Linked DNA regions of Mus musculus: region 2 is linked to region 1. A link is a loop called in an ENCODE intact Hi-C map of the cell type or tissue named here. Cell type or tissue: heart. All regions are shown on one strand.

The links. Peaks named below come from ENCODE experiments on the same cell type or tissue, not always from the same donor. Only the 100,000 strongest peaks of a DNase experiment are listed, where the experiment ranks them.
Region 2: a loop joins it to region 1, with 12 times the contacts of the local background. A loop is called at or near these places in 11 of 42 quality-filtered maps.

Annotation. Positions count from the first base shown.
Region 1 is chr4:21,844,197-21,852,196 of GRCm38, forward strand. Pnisr (PNN interacting serine/arginine-rich) reads left to right here and starts at 3,852. Exons shown (of 11, transcript NM_001369189.1): 1 at 3,852-3,943. It overlaps 4930528A17Rik (RIKEN cDNA 4930528A17 gene), which reads right to left and starts at 4,252. Exons shown (of 1, transcript NR_028384.1): 1 at 2,131-4,252. In heart, a CTCF peak has its summit at 3,361 (motif pointing right); DNase peaks (open chromatin) are centred at 3,455, 3,795 and 4,275; H3K4me3 peaks cover 2,576 bases; H3K27ac peaks cover 1,408 bases.
Region 2 is chr4:21,987,523-21,995,522 of GRCm38, forward strand. Faxc (failed axon connections homolog) reads left to right here. Exons shown (of 6, transcript NM_175234.4): 6 at 5,776-8,000. The coding sequence ends at 6,065. Among named protein-coding and RNA genes, the nearest start is that of Gm42260, 33 kb to the right of the region's middle. In heart, a CTCF peak has its summit at 3,522 (motif pointing left); no DNase peak of the experiment used is centred here.

The DNA of each region.
Region 1 (8,000 bases):
GGTCTCCATACAAGTTCCAGGAGAGCCAAGGCTACATAGAGATAGCCTGTCTCAAAAAACAATCCTGCAAAGAATAGAAGATTAAAAAAAAAGATTGTTTTTATTCTTTCCTTTTGGTTTTCAGAAACCATTTAATCCTTTCTGATTTCTACCTTCTCCCTGCACAGACACACAGAAGATTGTAACGTATGACCCAGTCTGGTCTTTAACTCCCAGGCTCAAGTGACCTTTGGGACTCAGCCTCTGCACCAAGTCAGACTATATTCATGTGATGGTTTGAATAATAATATCCCACAGGCTCATATATTTGAATGATTAGGCACCAGGACTATTTGAAAGGATTAAAAGAATTGGGAGGTGTGGCTTTATTGGAGGAAGTGTGTCACTGGGGATGTGCTTCATGGTATCAAAGGCCCATGCCACGCCCAGAGTCACTCTCCCTGCCTATGGATCATGATGTAGTTCCCAGCCACTGGTCCAGTGTCTGCCTGCACGCCACCATCATGATGATAATGGACGGAACCTCTGAAACTTTAAGCAATTAAATGATTTCTTTTATAAAATCTGCCTTGGTCATGGTTGCTGTACACATCACTTTCTTCTTTAGATTACCTTGTCAAATGCATTCAGTAGCATCTAGTATCTAGTATCTTGCTTTTCAAACTTTTCCATTAAATAGAAATTCATTATATATATTATTGCCTCGAAGGTTATAGTGAATCTCAGTTAAATCTGATGTTTTACTATACCATAATCTAAATTTCTACACATTAATGTTAGTAGCTATTTCTGTCAACCACCTTCTAATCTATTGCATATTTTTTAGATTTGTGATTTTCTTTTTTAGATATTTATTATTATCTGTAGCTGTCTTCAGATGCACCAGAAGAGGGCATCAGATCTCGTTACTGATGGTTCTGAGCCATCATGTGGTTGCTGGGATTTGAACACAGGATCTTCAGAAGAGCAGTCAACCGATAAGCCATCTCTCCAGCCCCTAGTGCATACAATTTTTAAGTGGCTGCTTTTTGTTCAAGATAGGCTAGCTTTCTGATATATTCACAAATGACTCAGCAGCTTACTTTGTGGTCATTGGGGAGCCTTCATATGTACTATCTGAACTGGCAGTAGCTGAATACATGTGGCCTGGTGACCAGGTCTCATAAGCATATATGCACATGTGGGGGGAGGGGACATTCACGAGCATTCCTCAGGTGCCCCTCTACCTTTGTTTTTGAGATAGGGTCTCTTAATTGACGTTGAACTCAATAGATGTTAGAGATCTGTCTACCTTCATCACTCCTAGTGCTGGGACCACAATGTACTCCACAGCTCCTGCTTTTTGTTTTGTTTTGTTTGTTTTGTTTTCTTAGGTGTGGGTTCTGGGAATCAAACACAAGTAAGTCTTCTTGCATTACAAATGATGATATCTTCCCAGCCCTATAAATAGGAACAAACAAACCTGAAGTTAAAGTTCTCTGGTAATCATTAATAGTAGATTGCCAGGTAATACAGACAAGATGCTGGCACTTGATAATTACAGTACACAATAGCCAAATTACAGACCTCATATATGATAGCTGTTCAGAGCTTTAACATAACAGCATATATTCTGATAAAATAGAACTTGACATCCACACATGGGAGTGGTGATGTGTGCCTGCAATCCCTACAAGGCATTTAATAGGCCCTCCCATTTGGATATCCAAAATGGCTAGTTTACACTAGTGTCCCTAGTCAAAATATTTAATCACTTGACAATGTAAAATTTTCTGTGCACTAATATGTTAGGTCCTTGGAGGGCAAAAGTTGTCACCCAAGTATTCGTTTCAGTTTTACTTGGGATATATTACAGATGGTTATAGGGAGCAGGAATTTTCCATAGCCTTGCTAATCCAAGCAGATTTCACCAAAGATCGTCCATTTTCCTGGCTAGAATGTTTCTCAGTGAGGTGAAGTATGGTGACATTTGATTTCAATCCCAGCAACGGGGTTGGTGGCTGCTAGTAGATCTCCTTGAGTTCTTATAGATGCTAAATGGAAATAGTCAAGTACAGGTCTCCTTCTGAGTTAGTTGTACTAACCTCATGAACTCACATCATAGTATTGCCAGATAATTGGCAGTTTTCTCCACCCCACTCCCCAAATTACATGTTGAAGGCAAACTTGAGGCTAGCAGGTGTTTACTTAGTAGGGTTTTATTCTAATCACACAGACTACATGGTTTTCAAATACTTCATTTGAGAATTACAGAATTTCTTGTAAAGGGCATTCCTATTTTCACATCTACCTATATTTTCTTTATTCAGTTTACTACAGTCTTGTTTCTAGAGTAATTTGATATTTCTTGTGCAGTTCCCAACTCAAAGACTTAGATTTTTAGTGCATGGTGTGGGTGCTAAAAACAGAGTTCTCACATTAAAGGGAATAAGAGAGTTTATTGTGGAGCCACATTTGAATGTCCATGGCACAAGGAACACAGTTATGCCAAATTTCTTTTATAACACGGAAGTGGTTTCATGACATTTTATAGTTTTTAAAGAACAGACAGTCATAAACCAAGGCAGGCTTAAGATACATTGGTGTGTACATCACAGAAGCTACAGCAAGATGGGGACACTTTTTACATCGCTGCAGATGCTATCTGATAACATTCTTAGCTCTTGGGTTGGTGGAAACTGGGAGTCAGCTAAGTTAAAAAGTTCCAAAGGCTGGGGCAGTGGTTAATAGCGCTGGTACCAGAGTTCAATTCCTAGTACCCACATGGCAGCTTACAACTATCTGTAGTCCAGCAACAAGTGATTTGACACCCTCACACAGACATGCACGCAGGCAAAACACCAATACACATAAAATAAAAATAAATAAATCATTTTTTTAAAAGTTCTAAAAGGTTTTTAATCTATTAGTCACAGGATTTAGCTCTAATATGGGGAGGTTGGCAAAGACTGGCAATTCGTGGGTAAAGCTAGGGCCAGATTGGGTAATTAGCCTCTGGACTTGTAAAATTCCAACCTCTCCACATCACTGAAGCTCCAATCAATCTTTGCAGACACAGACTTTTTCCTGGAATTCTCCTTCATAACTCTTTTTAGTTACACTGACATTTCAAGAAAGTCATTTTCCAATATTTAGGTTAAGAATGCTGTGTTTCTTAGAATTTTTGTTTCCTTTTGTAATTAAACTCCTAGTCTGGAAAGTTGACATTTTAGATATATGAACATTGTTCACGCTAAACACCTTTTACCTCCTTTCGGGAGGCCATCTTGGAGTTTAGGTAAGGAAGGACCAGTGGAAACTCTGCTTCTCAGTTACTTTTCCTTAAAGAGTAGCTGAGCGAAGTTGAACTGAGTAAATGTTCCCACCAGGGGGCGCGATGCTAGGAGGTGAACAAGGAGACCTAGCAAACACCCTGCTTCCAGAACTCAGGCTCTGCGACTCAGGCCTGGCACAGTGAGTTCCAAGTTGGCAGGGTTTGACTTGCGGTCCTCTCCGTAGTCTGAAAGAGGCAAAGCGATTCAGCATCCTTCCCAAAGCGGAACTGATTCTTAGAACGCATTTGCTCTTCGAGGGTCTCCTGCCTAAAGTTTACTAAATTCCGTCCATTGTACCGGAACGTTAGGCTCGGCTTTGTGCTGGCTGTACAAATGAAAATGTGTCGGGTATGACACGGGCTTCACACACAAGAGGGTCCAACTCGAGGTGGGTTGGGTTTGCCCTCAACAAAAATGGCGCGGACTCGTCCCGTCGGTAAGATCACATGGTCGTAAGCCTGGCTGAGAATCAGTGTGACTTCAGCCGAAAAGCGGATGTTATTATCATTCACTTCCGGGTGAGAACCACCGGGCGCCATCTTGTCTTGTTCATGAAGAAGTAGAAGCATCGAAAGGTTGGAGAGAATTACAGGAACGGTGGCGACAGCGGTATTCCGGAACCGGAGCGGGTAAGCGACGAGCAGTTTACCCCGGGGGACCTGCCGGAGGACTAAAGTCCTCTGGGTCAGTGTGGCGAACGGAGCGGGACTCAGGCTGCGTACGCTGCTTGGCGCCACCGCCAGAACCTCATTCCGGAGAAGCTCCGGCGTCCGCCCGAGAGAGTGAGCGAGAGAGCCGCTGTCGCCCGAAGGGAACCGCCTTTGGCTAAGGAGAGGGCTCACGACCCATTCTTCGAACTAAGAGTTTCCTTTGAGAAGGCAAGGGACTAATTGTTGGGCGCCTGAGCGGCCGTTAAGCAGTGCGCGTGCGCAGTGGGAACCCTTGAGGGGCAGGGAGTGTGGAGGGGCGGAGGCGGCGGGGGCCGGGATCTGGAACTTCGACTCTGCGACTCGCACTACGCAGGCGCAACCGCTTTCTGCTGCGTCCTAGACAAGTATCATTTAGTTGCTTAGTTTTGGTGTTTTTACCCAGTGATGGGTATTATGTGTTAAGCATCACTGAGGAAACAAGTAGTATCCTATATTTCAGTTGTTTCGTAGTTTTGTGGATAATAGTGTCATCTTAACAAAACTGGGCACTGAGCAAATTTTGACTGTGCTTGATTAAATTAGCAGTCTTTAATACTTCATTTACCTTTTCTCTTCCTAACCCTAGATAAAACAAAAACAATCTTGGATTTTTTTTTTTTTTTGAGTACATCCAGCTAAAACCAAACCAGAACAGTAAAGACTTTATTTGTGGGGTGGTTTTCTAAAGCATCAGGGGAGACGTAATGAGTTCTCGGATATTCTTAAGACACACAATTTAAAACATAAGTAAGCTTTATATTTAAGGACTTTTTTGAGCCTCATTATATGATCCTGGCTGGCCTGGAACTCCTGCCTTCGCTCATGAATGCTGGAATTAAATGTATTCACTACCACATCAAGCCCTAGAACTTAATTTAATTATAGAAAAATTAAACAGCTAGTGTATAACCACGTGTTTTATTTTCTCAGTAACATATACTTCCATGACACGTTTTTTTGTTTTTTTTTACTATTAATGGAACAATGTTGTTACATTATTAATTGAGGGCATGCTCCTATTTCCTTAGTTAAAGAAAAAAATCATTTTTAAAAAAAGATAGTATTTTTCTGTGGAGATCCCCTGGAACTGAAGTTACAGATGGTTGTGAGTTGCCATGAGGTGCTGGCAACTGGAGGCAGGTCCTCTGCAAGAGCAGCCGGTGCTGTAGCTGCTGAGCCTTCTGGCCACCGTCTCTGTTCAATGAAAAATTACTACTTTATGTCTATGTGTCAGTCCTAGCTTTTGTTGTCCGGATTCTTCCACTTTTGACCATTGCTAAATCTTTCAGGTGTCTGCTGTTTCCCACCAGCTTCTATTTGATTGGTCGGTGTTTTGTTTCTTTGTTACTCTGTTGCAAAGACTGGCCTAGACCGCTCAGCGCCTTTCCTGCTTTAGCTTCTTACAATTGAGATTACCGACTCGGGCTACTATAGAACTTTATTTCAGTTTGGGGGAAGGAGCCCAGGCTAGCCACCAACTCAAGATCTTAACTGCTTTCACTTCTGAATCCCTTTAGTGTTAAGAATACAGAACTGCTAGGTACAAAGAGATTTAAAACATATTTCAATTCTCATCTTTTTGTCACAATCTGTAAATGAGTTTTGTAAATATTTGCGGTCATTATTTGAAGAAGTCATTTTGAAGTCAATTGAAGCGTTTTCCTTTTTTCCATTTAAGATTTATTTTTATTTCTCTGTGTGTGTGTGTGTGTAAACATGTGTATGCACGCATGCTTGCTCATGCCTGTGTTGAGTGTGTAAATGTGCACATGAGTGTGAGGATATTTGGTCCCCTGGATCTGGAATGTCAGAAAGTCTAAGTTGTTTGATGTGATGCTGGGGTTGAGCTTGGGTGCTCTGTAAGAACAGCCAGCACGTCTTTAAGCAGTGAGCCATCCTTTGGCTCCAGGTCTGTTTGTTGTCATTTGCAGTTCTAATACAGAATAATTTATAGAAAAGACTGAATGATAATAATCCTAGTGTTAGTATCTGGGTTTACTGTAACAGATTACTACAAACTAGGTGGCTTAAAACAACTGAAATGTCCTCTTTTATGGTTCTAACGGCAAAAAGTATGAAAGCAAAGTTTGACAGGTACCTTCCTTCCTTCTGGGTTTTGATGGCACCTATCTTTCTGTTCTTTAGCTTGTAGAGTTGTCCAATCTCTGGCATTGTAGGCACAGGACAGTCTCAGATACTTATGTCTGTCCTCATCTGAAATTGTCCTCATCCTAAATTGAGTACTGTATCCACACAGACACTGGTTTCCAAATAAGTACAGGTAACATGGATTTAGGACTTCAGCCTGTCTTTGGGAAGATTACCAGTTAGTCCATAACTCTGGTTTTAGTTTTTTCCAGCAGTATGATACTGTTGATAATCAAGTGCAGTCTTTGGTTATTGGCTTTTCTAGTCTTCCCAAATTCAAGTTGTTTTTCAAGAAAATCACATTTAACTTTACCCTGTGAAAGAAAATTTTGTCAACAGTCTGTTGCATGAATCATCAAAATTAGACTTCTCCAAACCTGAAAAGTTGATGATCTCTGAAAATAAGTCTTAAAAGGAGACTAAGCTGATTCAATCTTTTTTTTTTTAAAGCCACATTTATCTATTTTGTGTACGTATGTCTCTGTGTGAGAACACACGTGCCTTGACATGTTTGTGGAGGTCAGAGGACTACTTTCACGAATTGGTCCTCGTCTTTGACCATGCATGTGTGTTACAGGGATAAAATGCATTCAGGTTACCAGGATGGGTGGCAAGTGCCTTTACCTACTGAGCTATTTTATGGCTCTCAGGATTTTTTTTCTCCTTGTGTTGGGGGGACATGAGGGTGCTGGGGATCATACATAGGCTTTGCATATGTAAGCCAAGTTCTCTACTACTTACGTGTATCCCTAGGTCCTAGAAATCAAACCATGGCATTAAATAAATAGTAATATTAAGATATACTTTTTGTGGCTAAAGTTGCATATTTAGTGGGTAACATATATGAGTGATAAATGAGTAAAATACCTAACCATTTAATATAAACACAATACAATGATAGAGCGAGCACTCAGTAAGGTTTCCTCTGTTCATAAGGAAATCTTTGAGCATTCAAACATTTATTCTACAAGAACTATTGCATATTAACTTTTAATTTATGGAGATTTTCAGACAGTGTCTGCCTTCAACAGTTAACGTTTTCCAAATTATTACTCACCCAATATACGACCATAAGTTTTCATGGTTTAAATCCATTATTAAAACTTAGTGGGTCTGTTGATATAGTTCAGCAGTAGTGCCTTTGCTTATCTCAAGAAACAAAAAAAAGTTGAATTAAAAATTGTGTCTGTGGAACTGTTCATATTGAACATAGTCATGTTTTCCAAACTAAAAGTCCAAATACAGGACCAAACTCAACAACAAGCTTCAAAATACTTTACAAGTAGGAGCAGGTACTTTTAATTTAAAATAGGTTCTGGCAGGGCTGTGGTGGTGCATGCCTTTAATCCATCACTCAGGAGGCAGAGGCACTCAGGTCTCCAAGTTTGAGACCAGCTTGGTCTGCAGAGTGAGTTCCAAGACAGCCAGGGCTATACAGAGAAATCAACCTATCTTTAAAAACAAAAACAAAAATACAAACCTGTCTGTCAGTGGGTTATATATTTATAGGTACAGCCAATTGCAGATTAGAAGTACTTGGTAAAGTGGATCTAGTAAGCATACTCAGATTTTTGTTTTATGTAACAAAAATGCTATTTTATGTGAGGGAGCTGAGCATCCTAAAGTTTTGGTTCCCTATGGATATTACATCAATCATCCACGGATACTGAAGGGCGTAATATGCATGTTTTTTTGGTTTGGTTGTGGGATAGCATCTCAGAAGGAGGATACAGGTTGCTATGGACATATGGCCCAGCTGACCTTGAACTCAGAGATTTGCCTTAGTGCTGGTTCCCGTCCCCACCCCCAGCACTGTAACCTGTGCTTTGATTCTTGTATATCAGGAGTC
Region 2 (8,000 bases), 140 kb after region 1:
CTAGATGTTCACTCTTTGTTTCGTTCTTTGTGAGAGGCAGGATGAGATGCGAGGCAGGATGTGATGCGTAGGCTCCCAGTCCTTGCTCCTCACGGCAAACCCTCTCAACTATCCACTAGAATTACCACTTCTTCCACCATGACTCAGTGCTGTTAGGGAACAGTTCCTTTCCTCTCGCCATTGTAGGAAGAAACACTATTGGTCCACGACAAATAGTGCAGAATGGTTACATCCGAGGCCAGTCTGTCTCCTCAGCAGAGCCTGTAAGATCATGGTAGGGACTGAGGATGGTGGGGGTTCATACGAGCTCAGCAGAGGGGTAAAGCTCTTGTAATGCTGTGTTGTTCACAATGAGGACCATGTCACTGTCGACTGATGGGCTTAGCAGTCTCCATGATCTCACACAGAAGTGACATTAATGTCTCACCGCTAGGGACAACTCTTCTGGAGGAAATGTAAAGAAGCAAGGTTATATAGGAAGGCAGGCAGCCTGGTGAGGGAGCCTTAAACACTGCATGTCTCTAGATCTTGTGGCTAGAGCCTGATTTTATTTTCTTTCTCCCCTTGCTTTTCTTCTCTTACCCACTTTCCCTCTCTTCCTCTTCCCCCTCCCACTTTTTTAATTTTTTATTTCTTTTTGGTCAGTGTTAGGAATGAAGCCCGAGGTTTCTCATGGCTAGGACAGTGGTTTTTTTTTTTTTTTTTTTTTCCATTTTTTATTAGGTATTTCGCTCATTTACATTTGCAATGCTATACCAAAAGTCCCCCATAGCCACCCACCCCCTCTCCCCTACACACCCACTCCCCTTTTATGGCCCTGGCGTTCCCCTGTACTGGGGCATATAAAGTTTGCGTGTCCAATGGGCCTCTCTTTCCAGTGATGGCCGACTAGGCCATCTTTTGATGCATATGCAGCTAGAGTCAAGAGCTCCGGGGTACTGGTTAGTTCATAATGTTGTTCCACCTATAGGGTTGCAGATCCCTTTAGCTTCTTTGGTACTTTCTCTAGCTCCTTCATTGGGGGCCATGTGATCCATCCAATAGCCGACTGTGAGCATCCACTTCTATGTTTGCTAGGCCCAGGCATACTCTGACAAGAGACAGCTATATCAGGGTCCTTTCAGCATAATCTTGCTAGTGTATGCAATGGTGTCAGCATTTGGAAGCTGATTATGGGATGGATCCCCGGATATGGTAGTGTCTACATGGTAGGACAGTGTTCTTTAACCATGTCTTCAGCCCTTTCTTTTTACTTTTACATTTAGGGACAGTCTTTTTTAATTAATTAATTAATTTATTATTAGATATTTTCTTTATTTACATTTCAAATGCTATTCCCTTTCCTAGTTTCCCCTCTGAAAATCCCCTATTCTCTCACCCCCTCCCTGCTCCCCACCCACCCACTCCCATTCCTGGCCCAGGCATTCCCCTATACTGGGGCAAAGAACGTTCACAAGACCTAGGGCCTCTCCTTCCATTGATGACTGACTAGGCCATCCTCTGCTACATATACAGCTAGAGCCACAACTCCCAGCATGTGTTTTCTTTGATTGGTGGTTTAGTCCCAGGGGGCTCTGGGGTTGCTAGTTCGTTCATATTGTTGTTCCTCCTATGGGGCTGCAAACCCCTTCAGTTCCTTGGGTACTTTTCTTAAAGACAGTCTTATTAAGTTGTCCATGGTGGCTATATTAGTCAGGGTTCTCTAGAGTCACAGAACTTATGGATAGTCTCTATATAGTAAAGTAATTTATTGATGACTTACAGTCTGCAGTCCAATTCCCAACAATGGTTCAGTAGTAGCTGTGAATGGAAGTCCAAGGATCTAGCAGCTACTCAGTCCCACACAGCAAGCAGGCGAAGGAGAGCGAGACTCCCTTCTTCCTTATATGGTCTCCAGCAGAAGGTGAAGCCCAGATTAAACATGTGTGCCACCACACCTTTAATCCCAGATGACCTTGAATTGGGAGATCTCCCTGTCTTAATCTGGAATCCATAGCCACTATGCCTCAAGATCTCCATACCAAGATCCAGATCAGAAACTTCTATCTCCCAGCCTCCAGATAAGGGTCACTGGTGAGCCTTCCAATTCTGGATTGTAGTTCAGTCCAAATATAGTCAAGTTGACAACCAGGAACAGCCACTACAGTGGCCTTGAACTCACCCTTGTGGCCCAGATGTCTTAGTTACCATTCTATTGCTGTGAAGAGACACCATGACCATGGCAACTCATAAAAAAAAAAAAAAAAAAAAAAAAAAAAAAGCACTGAGTTCAGGGCTGGCCTACAGCTTCAGAGGGTTAGTCTGTAGTCATCATGACAGACAGTGCGTCAGGAGGCCTGCCGCTGGAGAAGTGACTGAGAGCTACATCCTCATCTGCATGCAGAGGAAATGCCGGGGACTGGCATGGGCTTTTGAAACCTCAAAGCCTACCCCCAGTGACACACTTCCTCCAACAAGGCCACACACACCTGCTTCAACAAGGCCACACCTCCTAATATTTCTAATTCTTTTAAGTAGTGCCATCCTCTGGTGACTAAACATTTAAATATATGAGCCTATGGTGTCCATTTGCCTCCAAACCACCACAGCAGGCAAACCTCCCCCTTCTGATCCTCCTGCCTCAGGCTTTCAAGCTGCTGGAACTATAGGCCTGTACCACTAGGGTAAGATTCTCACTCTCTAGGATTCCTTTGGCACAACTCCTGGGGATTAAGTTCAAGAGAGGCATCTGGGACCTCCAATGTCTCTCTCCCACGTGAGGAGGTCTTTTCCTCTTTCTTGCTGTGGCCGTAACATTCGTTTATAGTTCTCGGTCACTGTGATTATCAGTGGTACCCAGGAAGATGTCCCATGCCTTTCCCTAAAGGAGAAAATGGAACATTTTATATGTGTCTCTTTAAGGGAACGAGAATGTGGGGTACATGGGATAAAAGGTAATGACAAGTCTAATAGTCAGATAAGAAAAAAAGACAAATCAAATTAATATGATAGTTGCGATTACCTTGAATGCATGACATGGTAAGTGCTCTCTTTTAATTTGTGTGTTATTGTGGATTCTATCCACAGACTGGTAGTCTTGTGAATTGTTATTTTCTTTAATAAAAAATAAACCAGGGTAGATAGACTGTAATCTACAGGGCCATCAGTGTAGAAACAAATCAAATGACTGTGACAAGGGACTAGAGGAAATAATTAGAGTGTGACACATCCACATAGCGCACTGTGAGATGACTGTGGCTGCTGTACTGTCACATTCGGAGGTCCTGGCTCTGTGTTGTCAGTGGAGAGGATCAGGAACAGACTCTAGTGAGTGCAAGTTTATGTAAACACTTGGAAGTATTTTCTATAGGGGTATAAAAACGTTATTGAGAATGGGTTACTAGAAATTCTTTATTTTGATTATTGAAATTTCCTAGTTTTTAAACTAAACATGGATTACATATGTAAGAAGTGAAATGTTTATATAGCTATAAAGATATACAGTCTTACAGTAAGAGGTGTCAAATACTATTTATAAGCAACACTGCCATCTAGTGGATCAAAGGCAAAACTCATTCCATTTCTGCAATTTCTTCATTTTTTGTTTTTGGAGTTGAGAAATGGTAGTCTGATATTTAGAATTTTTGTTTAGATTTGTTTAAATTTAAATATTTAAAAGTGAAAACACAAGTTTTACTATATCTCTTTATAGGCACATTAATCTGTAAGAACAATTCTGAACTGTGTATGGAAAATATAAGGCATAGTTTTTAATATTTTTTAAAATTTATGTTCATTTTTCTTTTTTATTGAAAAGGATTCTTTGCTCATACATTATATCCTGATTATAGTTTCCCCTCTCTGCTCCTGGTTTCTCCCAGCTCCGTCGCCTTCTGGATCCACGCCCTTTCTATTTCTCACTAGAAAAGGACAGGCTTCTAGGCGATAACATCCAAACAGGACAAAATAAAGTCTAACAAGAAGCAAACCCATCATATTGGAGCTGGGCATGGCAACCCAGCAGACGGAAAAGAGTCCTGAGAGCAGGCATGAGAGTCAGAGACCCACATGTTCTCACACTCAGAGTCCCATAAACACACTAAACTCAAAGCTATGCTAGACACAGAGGACCTAGTGCAGACCCAGTAGGCCCTATGCTTGCTGCTTTTGTCTCTGGGAGCTCGTATGAGCCCTGCCTCATTGATTCAGAGGGCCATGTTCTTCTGGTGTCTTCCATCCACCTCTAGCTCTTTCTGCTCTCTCTTTTGAGAGGCTCCTGGAGTTCTGGGGAGAGGAATTTGATGGAGACATCCCTTTTATCCCCGTCCCCGACTCTCTCCATGTAATACCTGGCTGAGGGTTTCTGCATCTGTTGCCATCAGCTGCTGGAAGAAACTTCCCTGATGATGACAGAATAAGGCACGGATCTCTGAGAATAGCAGATTATCATTACGTGTCATTTTATTGATATGTTTTTAAACCAGTAGTATTTGGTTTTACCTCTCTAGTATCTGGTTCTTAGTCACCCATGCAGTGTTAGGTATGGGTTCCGTCTCATGGAGTGGGCCTCATGTCACATCATACATTGGCTGGCTACTCCCATAAGCTTTGTACCATCATTGCCCTGACATATCTTACAGGCAGGACAGATAGTACGTCAAAGGGTTTGTGCCTGGGTTGATGTTTATAAATTGACTTAAATATGAATGAATGGTCACATTAGTCCTTTTGGTATGAAGTGGTAAATTGTCTCACAAAACCAGATGGTTAGATAGAGCTGCCCATTTTTGAGTGTCCTCTGCTTCTGTCTGCTGTAGAGAGAACACACTGTCTTTGTTCACTTAGCCTGCTTTTAACTTTTCTTTTTTTAAAGATGTTTACTGTGCACATAAAATTTCAAATATTTTGACAATATCTCTGTGAAAAAATAGTGTTAATATCCACCCGGCTTCGTCCTTCAACGTTACTTGGGATGCCCAGTAACTATGTCATGTCCCCTTCATATAATGAACTAGGTGGTTCATATGAAAAAGATAATTTTTTCTCATGGTGCTTGAAGTTGGGAAGCCCACGATCATGGTGTGGAAGACTCGGTATCTTAGGAGGTCCTTCTTTCTTGTTCACAGACGAAATGCCTCCTTACCAGGTCCGCATATAGCAGAAGGACCACTAGCTGAGCCTTGTTTTGGAGGTTTTGTTGTTGTTTGGGTCTTTTTTGTTTGTTTTATTTTGGTTTTCATTATTATTATTATTCATTTTGCATTCTTGATCACAGCCCTGCCTCTCAGTCCCACCCTTAGAAGCTGCTCCCTTCACTACCCTCTGCCCTTCTCCTCAGAGAAGGGGGAGCCCCCCATGCGTACCAACCCACCCTGGCACATCAAGTTGCAGCAGGACTAATAGCATATCCTTGCCTATTGAGGCCAAACAAGGCAGCCCAGCTAGGGGACGGGGACCCAAAGGCAGACAACAGACAGAGACAGCTCAATCCAATTATTAGGGGACCCACATGAAGACCAAACTGCACATCTGCTACTTATGTGTAGGGGGCTTAGGTCAGACCATGCTTGCTTTTTGGTGGATGGTTTAGTCTATGTGAGCAAGTTCCCGAGGGCCCAGGTTAGTTGGCTCCATAGATCTTTTTGTGATGTCCTTGACTTCTCCTGCTCCATCAATCCTGAGGTTTTAATGCCAGTCGTGAGGGCTCCTGGGGGTGGGGAGCACAGACATTCTGACCACAGCACTGTTAGGTCGTTGCGTTTGAGTGCTAACTCTTGCCTCTCTGCCACACTGCAGGCGAGCTGATCAACCTGGCCATGTACTGCGAGAGGATCAGGAGGAAATTCTGGCCCGAGTGGCACCACGATGATGACAACACCATTTATGAGTCTGAGGAGAGCAGCGAGGGCAGCAAGACTCACACACCCATGCTGGATTTTAGCTTTTACTCCAGGACAGAGACCTTTGAGGACGAGGGGGCTGAGAACAGTTTCTCCAGGACCCCAGACACGGATTTCACCGGACACTCTCTCTTTGACTCCGATGTGGAGATGGATGACTACACAGACCACGAACAGTGCAAGTGATGCCCCATCACGGAGCCTCGTCCTCAGGAGCCACCGCTCCCTGGGGTTGGTCTGATTTCCCAGATAGAAATCCATTTGAGCTGGGAGGAGATCTTCAGGCCTGGACCAGTTTTCACATGCTAACTGGACTATAAGCCGCCTTATTTCTTTTCCTTGTTTTTCGTTTTTGTACAAACAAAACCAGAACCATTCAGATGGCTCCGTCTAAAACAGACAAAACAAATATCAGCATGGTACCTGAAATCCATTTTTGTTTTCATTAGAAAACCAATATTGTGTGGGAGGGCAGGTACACGAGTGGGTTGTCAACTGGGTGTTCTATTGATCCTTTTCAACGGGGGACTTGGTTGTCAGATGGATTCTTGACCATCTTTCATCAACTGGGGTTTTAAGTAATGAGAAATACCATCAGAAAAGACATAGGAGCTCATGTCCCTTGGCTGCTGTTGTACGTGTGTGTGTGTACTTGTATGTCGAGACAGAAGTCAAGTGAAGTCCACCAATTTTCATTGGATGGCTGTTACTTGTGCGGCGCTGAGTGGGGGTGCTACACAACACGAGTTTCATTATCAACCCTGCCGGTGACTAGCTGTGTGGTTCAGGGCAGGTCCTTTAACTATTGTGTGCCTCATTTCTCCCACCTGTACAGTGGGGGTTACAATACTCTCCACCTACCTACCTCACAGGGGTGTTGTGGGGACTCACGTGGCAGCATTAGTGTGATGCTTTAAACCTCTGGGAAGTGGTGCAACACGAACCTATTTTCTTCTTCATCGTGCTTCATAAATGTTAGGGTCGGAGGGCAAAGGACTTTCATACTTGGGCAACAAGTGCAGTCACTTGCCAAGGCTGTGCAGATGAAACACACACAAAACCAATTAGGACTGTGCCATTTCTCCTTGTGACTTTGCTGGCGGAACTTTGGAAGGAGCTTGGCAAATCAGCAGCAGCTACGCATGGTCCTCAGCCCTGTGCTTTAAGAACAGCATCTCTTCCTTTGCCGGGTGCATTGGAATGGGGCTTTGCTGCCCCGCAAGTGCTAACTTACCTGTGTCTATTGATTTGGAGAGGCTAAAGCTTAGGACCTTGGCAGCTTAGCAGAGATAAAGGAGAGCAGTTGACTCTGTAGGCAGAAGCTTGTCAACTGTTGTAGATTTTTTTGAAGGTTGAGATGCGTTGGGAAGAGAAGCATGAAAGTGTTCCTTGTGTCTGAGTCCTCTGCAGTTTCCTTGTCAGGTGTCCCCCTGTGGTTGGGTGACAGCATGGTATCACTGACACCAAGCCCTAGTGTTTCATGATCGCACATCCCTTCCCATCACCCCTCTCCCTGTTCTCTCTCACCACGAGCCTCTGAACTGGTGGGATTTTCCTGTATTTGTATTTGTCTCTGAAGACAGCATTGGATAGCTTAGTTCATTTCACAGGCAGTTGTGGGCCAAGGGTTCTGTGTGATGGCTGTGGATTTGGGCTGTAAGACTTAACTGCACACCAACGGCTTTGCTTCTGACCGTCGGGGTAAGGATCACTTCACATAGGGTTGCAGAGGCCCTTTGAGGATAGAAGTTTCTGAGAAGTTAATGTACTTTGCTAAAAAAGTAAACTCTCTTTAATGTAGCTGTTCCACGGAAATCTTTAGGGTGTTATCCATTTTCAAAGAGGAAGTGTTTTGAAGATGTTTGCCACCTAGGTAGCCATAGGGCATATGGAAATGGGAATAATGTTGAACTCCTAAGTTAGAAATTCTTACCTGTACAAACCTTAGCTATGAATATTTTGTATTAAAACCATTCCTACTAGGAGGGCCTGTTTGATGAGGAGTGTGAGAGAGGGGAGAAAGTGTGCATGAGTAGGTGTGCTTGGGTGTCAGTGTCATTTGGGTGTCTCCTGGTGTTCTGAGCAACTGGTAGCAGGTCTGTGTGACTAGGGAATCTCTTG